2 separate regions of the Homo sapiens genome follow, and region 1 is linked to region 2. The links are chromatin loops, found by intact Hi-C in ENCODE. Cell type or tissue: heart right ventricle. All regions are shown on one strand. Each heading gives the region's core, and the rest is flanking DNA. Links, peaks and the distances in the headings are about the cores only. Region 1 overlaps LINC03056 (long intergenic non-protein coding RNA 3056). Region 2 has its middle 47 kb from the start of AVPR1A.

What was found. Peaks named below come from ENCODE experiments on the same cell type or tissue, not always from the same donor. Only the 100,000 strongest peaks of a DNase experiment are listed, where the experiment ranks them.
Region 1: it touches region 2 in a loop (2.4-fold over the local background); 3 of 110 quality-filtered maps call a loop at or near these places.

Annotation. Positions count from the first base shown.
Region 1 is chr12:63,303,517-63,306,444 of GRCh38, reverse strand. The region is part of intron 1 of LINC03056 (long intergenic non-protein coding RNA 3056); the gene reads left to right. Among named protein-coding and RNA genes, the nearest start is that of LINC03056, 69 kb to the left of the region's middle. In heart right ventricle, for the core only: no CTCF peak of the experiment used is centred there; no DNase peak of the experiment used is centred there; H3K27ac peaks cover 805 bases.
Region 2 is chr12:63,102,337-63,105,264 of GRCh38, reverse strand. No RefSeq gene overlaps it. Among named protein-coding and RNA genes, the nearest start is that of AVPR1A, 47 kb to the left of the region's middle. In heart right ventricle, for the core only: CTCF peaks have their summits at 1,345 and 1,552 (motif pointing left); no DNase peak of the experiment used is centred there.

The DNA of each region.
Region 1 (2,928 bases), core at 276-2,775, 200 kb before region 2:
ATTATATTTCCCCAGACTGTGATTAACAAATGTAATAATAAACATATAAATCCTTCCCATGGGATCCTGGTATATTGTTTTCTGGGTCAGCATGTTTTGTGCTCATAAAGTTTAATAAAACTTTGAAATGCTATTTTGAAATAATTCAAATACACTGCCAATTTTTCCTTTTTTGTGGGAATTTGTGTTTGATATGTACTAAATTTGGATGAAGTAGTTTTTCTTCCTTCATGTCTGTCATTGCAGCTAGAAGTTGAACATTGGATAATAAAATTTTTTATTTGGCCGGGCGCAGTGGCTCATGCCTGTAATCCCAGCATTTTGGGAGGCCGAGGCGGGCAGATCATGAGGTCGCAAGGTCAGGAGATCAAGACCCTCCTGGCTAACACAGTGAAACCGCGTCTCTACTAAAAATACAAAAAATTAGCTGGGCGTGGTGGCGGGCGCCTGTAGTCCCAGCTACTTGGGAGGCTGAGACAGGAGAATGGCGTGAACCTGGGAGGCAGAGGTTGCGGTGAGCCGAGATCACTGCACTCCAGCCCAGGCAACACAGTGAGACTCTGTCTCAAAAAAAAAAGAAAAAAAGAAAAGAAAAAATTTGTGTGACAGTGGCATTAATAAAATATTTATATAGGAAGACTTCTTGACTTTTAAAAGCTATTTCAAGGGTATATTTTTGTAACAAACTGAAATTTTTGTTAAATTATTTTTGAACAACTTTAATGTTCTAGCTCTTGCCTCAAAAGCACAAAGTAGAGCAATGAAACTATTTTTAAGTCTTCAACTTTGGAGGGCAAACTATCTTATTAATCAGGTTTTAGCAAATTTACTTAATAAAACTTATGCAGAAGTATGATTTAATTTTTTTCCATAACAAGGGCATAGCAATATTCTAATCATTTTGAGCCGTGAAATAGAACACAGAGTAAAAATCCTCTAGTCTATCCTATGTGGCAGTGGCAATTGTTTGTGGTATATGTTGCATATACACCCTAATTGCTTATGGTGTAGAGACATAAAAGAATATGTTTTGAGATCTGCACTAATAAGAAAAATGTCTGGGTCATCTTTAGCACTCTTTATTCATGACTCTATTTGCATGCCCTAATCATACACAATGAATCAGTAGTTTCGGCTGCTTAATGAACAAAAATTCAGAACAGAGAAGATAGCTTTCTCCAGTTGTGTCATCAGCTAGCAATTCCAAGGTCCCCGACAATTTCCTTAACACACACAACCCCCAGTAATTATAGCACATTTTCTAATAGATAACTTCTCAAACAAATTCTCAATTACGTAGGGGGTAAATCCATGCCTGAAGACTGCTTCATCACTGAGATTGGCTGTTTTATGCCCCCAAGCAGTGGCTGACACTTCCCTTTCACACAGTGTTCGGAACTCTTGGAGTGCATGAGACATCTGGGAAATTAGAGCTATGATAGGCTACCTGAGTCATGTTGGAGTCCTGCTCAACTGGAGAACACAGAAACGCATTGGTGTTTGTGGCTTTGTTCATATGTATGGGGGATTTTTGAATCTCATCTTACTTCCCATAACCTATTAATAATTGTCTTTATTTTGGCTTTTCAGACAAGAGAAAGATTTTTAACCTTTTCCCCTTAGCCTACGTACTTTGTTGTTGTTGCTGTTTGAGGCAGGGTCTTGCCCTGTTGCTCAGGCTGGACTGCAGCCGTGCAATCATAGCTCACTGAAGCCTCAAACTCCTGGGCTCAAACTATCCTCTTGCTTCAACCTCCTGAGTAGTTAGGACTACAAGTATGTGCCACTATGCCCATATAATTAAAAACAAAATTTTTTTTTGGAACAGGGTCTTGCTATGTTGCCCAGGCTGGTCTTGAACTCCTGGCTTTGAGCAATCCTCCTACCCCAGCCTCCCAAAGTCCTAGGATTACAGGCCTGAGCCACTGTGTCTGGCCAGCCTACATACATTCTTAAGCGTCCCCTTTCCCTAAAAATATGCATCTACTCCAAAATAAAATTTATAATTATTCTAATCAGTTTACTGCTTATTTCATAATTTTCTCAAACTATGTGACTAGAAAATTTTGACACTCAAGCTTAGTGAAATTATAAAAACTAGGTGTTGTTAATTCTCTAAGGATGATGTACCAAAGGGAGAGTTAGAAATAAGCATTTACAGCAATTACCAAACTAAAAGGCCAAATAAAAAATAGATAGCTTTTAGTTATTCAAATAACAATAATTATTATAATAATCCACGTTACTTTGCTCCTTGAAAATACAAACTCTACCTATTGTAACAATTTTGATCCCTTGAGCATATTGCTTGGCTTTTAATACATTTTATTCAAATATAACAAAAAGTCCTCCGTAATTAAACTGCAATATTTTTGTTGAAGTCAAATTACTATCATTGTGAACATATGCTATATGTATTTAGTAAAACAAACCAAAGGAAAAAAAAAGGGTTCAAAAATTCAGAATATATCAGAGAGATTCGAATATAATGGTTTATTGATGTACTTTAACATAAGCATGGGCATTTGAATGAAGTGCAGGTTCAATAAAATACACTTAAAAGGATTATGATCAGATAACTCAGGCTTTGGGAAATAGCACCTCTCAAAATAGCATAGAACCATGAGAAGAATTTACCCCTAGAGCTCAAAGTAGAGCTTCTCCTGTAGGGAATTGATGGTTCCATAATTACTGTCCTGAGAAGAAGTTAATTTTGGGTAGGAAATACCTTTAGGAAGCCTGCCTGAGGACAGAATGGGAAAACAAAATTTTTCTCTCCCTAGGGCAGAAGTAATTTGTCCCAGACTAAAAGCCTAAAGTAGTATGCATTGCTTTTGTGAAGTGGGGTGATTGATTATGATAACAAATATTTATAGAACACTCAACATGAATGAAGCATCGTTTTACGTGAATTAAGTCATTTAATTC
Region 2 (2,928 bases), core at 316-2,815:
TGATAACATAAATTTAACATGGGCCTGGTAGTCATGGCTGTAGGTTTTTATCCAGTCATATCCAGGTGCAAGGAGGCAGGCATGGAATAGGCAGAGAGTTAGATGTAACTGGGTTGGGGTTTCCCAGGCACTGTAATAAAGGACAAAGCAAGGCCATACATAAATATGCAAGAAAGTTATAACAATGTGAAAGCATGGAATCCCTTCCATATAAGGCTGTAAAGTGAGGTGATGAGGAAGAGCAAGAGAAGGAGAAAAGGTGACCAAAGCAATGGACTGAAGGTCCAGTGGAGTTGGGAAAGTGAAGACAGGGCATCTGAGAGTATTTTGATAGAATGCAATGGTAAGGATGTATATGCTAGAAACCGAGATTAAGGTAGGGATGTAGTTGTTGGTAAACACAAAGGCAAGGGTTGTGACCATGGGAATGAGTGACTGAGGTAAGGTGGGGGGAAGATCCCTAAAGGAGAGGAGGTTAAGAAACCTGGAGCCCATGTTTCAAAATGATCATCTGTCTGGATACTGAAATAACCAAAACTTGTCACAGGAGTTTTAGGGGGAAATTGACAGTGAGCCAGGATCTAAAAACATTATAGAAATGAAGAGGAGAGACTAGAAGTAGATGACTGCAGTAGGAAGGGGGGTTGTGCAATCGTTGGATGACAAAGACTTCAAAGCTGGGGGTTAGAGAGGTGGAGAGGAGAATTGTTGGAGACAGCGATGAGGGGCTGGCCGGCATCTACTGGCCCCCAAGGCCTGGTAGTCAGAGGGGTATGGGAAGAAAAGCTACATGCAAGACAGCACGCTCCTCACACTAGAGCCAGGTTTCCATTGAGCAAAAAAGCAAACAGTGTTCAGAGAAGAAATAAAGGATCTGGGAATTTTGCAGATGGTGGATTTTGAATTCCGGATAGCATGGTGGAAATTTTCCAAAATAGGGAGGAATGAGAGATGGGCCAGGGTAGCAGATGCACAGAGCCATGTGGGGATGATCCCCTATGTAACTGATGATTTTCTGCAAGTGACTCAAGAAAGGAAGCTAAATTAAATAAGGTAAGACAAATGCCCTGAGCTTACAGCAATGTCAGGCCTTTGGGTATAGAAATAATACGGAAAATTGCTTTGATTCTTTTTTCCTTAGACATTATCATCATAGTTGGCATTCATGTTACATTGTTTACCATCTTTTTACGACTCATTCTATTTTAAACAGATTTTTCTCATTCTTTAACATGTTTAGTTTTTTACCTAGAAATAAGTACAATAAACTTAGCAACCTAATTGAATTGTGTGGAGAGGAAAAACAGTTTACTTGATATTAACTCAAGAACCAAATGGTTTAAATATTAGAAAGTTGTTCATTAAACACGAATATGCCACACGAAAAAGGTTGCAGTTCTGTGACAATTAGTGCACTTCAAAGAAAATCCAAACTTATTACAGAGGTACCACAGAACCAACTAAAATTCTCCCAAGGACAAGAAAGCATGCATCAAAAATTTTCACTTTACAAAATGCAACGTGGGCTCCACCCACTGGAAATGTTATGTTACTGCAATGTTGCCCTTTAACATTGACAAATACAGATTTGCATTCATTATTATTATCGATTAGTAGATATGATGTATTGATTGTCTTCTATATACCAGGTACTGTGCTAGATTTTGGAGATACAATAGTAAACATGAAACACAAAATATCTGTCTTCATGGAGTATATATTTTAGTGTATAAGTATAAAATTTCATATTTTGCTCACTATAAAAAACTACAGGCCAAATCTGTGTAAGAGGTATCCTGGATAAGAATGAACTCTAAGACATTAGAAACTTGATGAATAAAAGCTGGGGAAAAAGCTTGTTAATTACATTATCAAAAATGTTCAGTTTCTAAAGTTAGAAATATCAATTCACCTTTAGGGCATAATGTTCTCTGTGGCAATAAAACCACACATTCCATGTGACCACTCTCAGCTTTCATTCTTTGTGTACAGTTTTATGAATCTCTATATATGCATAATTTTTTTGTATTTTAGTTTTCACTTTTCAAAACTGGTGTCATACTGTATGTAATTGGGGAATGGCTTCCTTTTTCATTTTCTATTATATTGTTAAAATTCTTCCATCTTAGAGTTCCTTTGTTTTAGCTGCTCTACAATGTTCTGTGGTGTGAATGTACCACAGTTCTTTTGCCACTCTTCCACCAATGGGCATTTAGGTTTTCCCTATTATAAGTGTCACTGCTGTGAGTATGCTGTGCATATCTCCAGGTATAGGTGTATATGAGAGATTTTCCTAGGTATGTACTTAGGGGTGGAATTGCTAGGTCACACCCAGTATGCAAATGTTCAACTCTGAGAGAGTGACAAAATGTCATTTAGAATGACAGCAACAAATTACACTCCTTTCAGAAATGTATAACAAATCATTTGAAACCAAAGCCTTTCAAACACTTGGTATTTTCAGATTTTAAAACATTTGGCAGTTAAATGCAAAACGGTACATGGTACCTCACTATGGTCTTAACTGGGATTGCCAATGATGTCAAAAATGTCATTGTGGCTTTATTTGCCACACGTATATCCTCTTGTGCAGAATGTTTGTTCATGTTTCACCTCCATTTTTATGTTGTATCATTCATGTTTTTCTTATTATTTGTAAGAGTTCTCGATATATTCTTTTAACCTTTTATTTTAAAATAACAAACTTTCAGAAAAGTTGAGAGAAAAATACAAAGCATTTCTGTCTCTATCCTTTACCCAAATTCCATAGCCGTTAACATCTTATCACATTTACCTTATAATTTTTATTCTTTCTCTTACCCCCCTTTCTCTCTCTCACCCTTTTCTCTTCCTATGTATGCGTGATTTTTTTTCTCTGAACCATTTCAGAGTAAGTTTCAAATATGAGGCAATATTATTCATCAATAC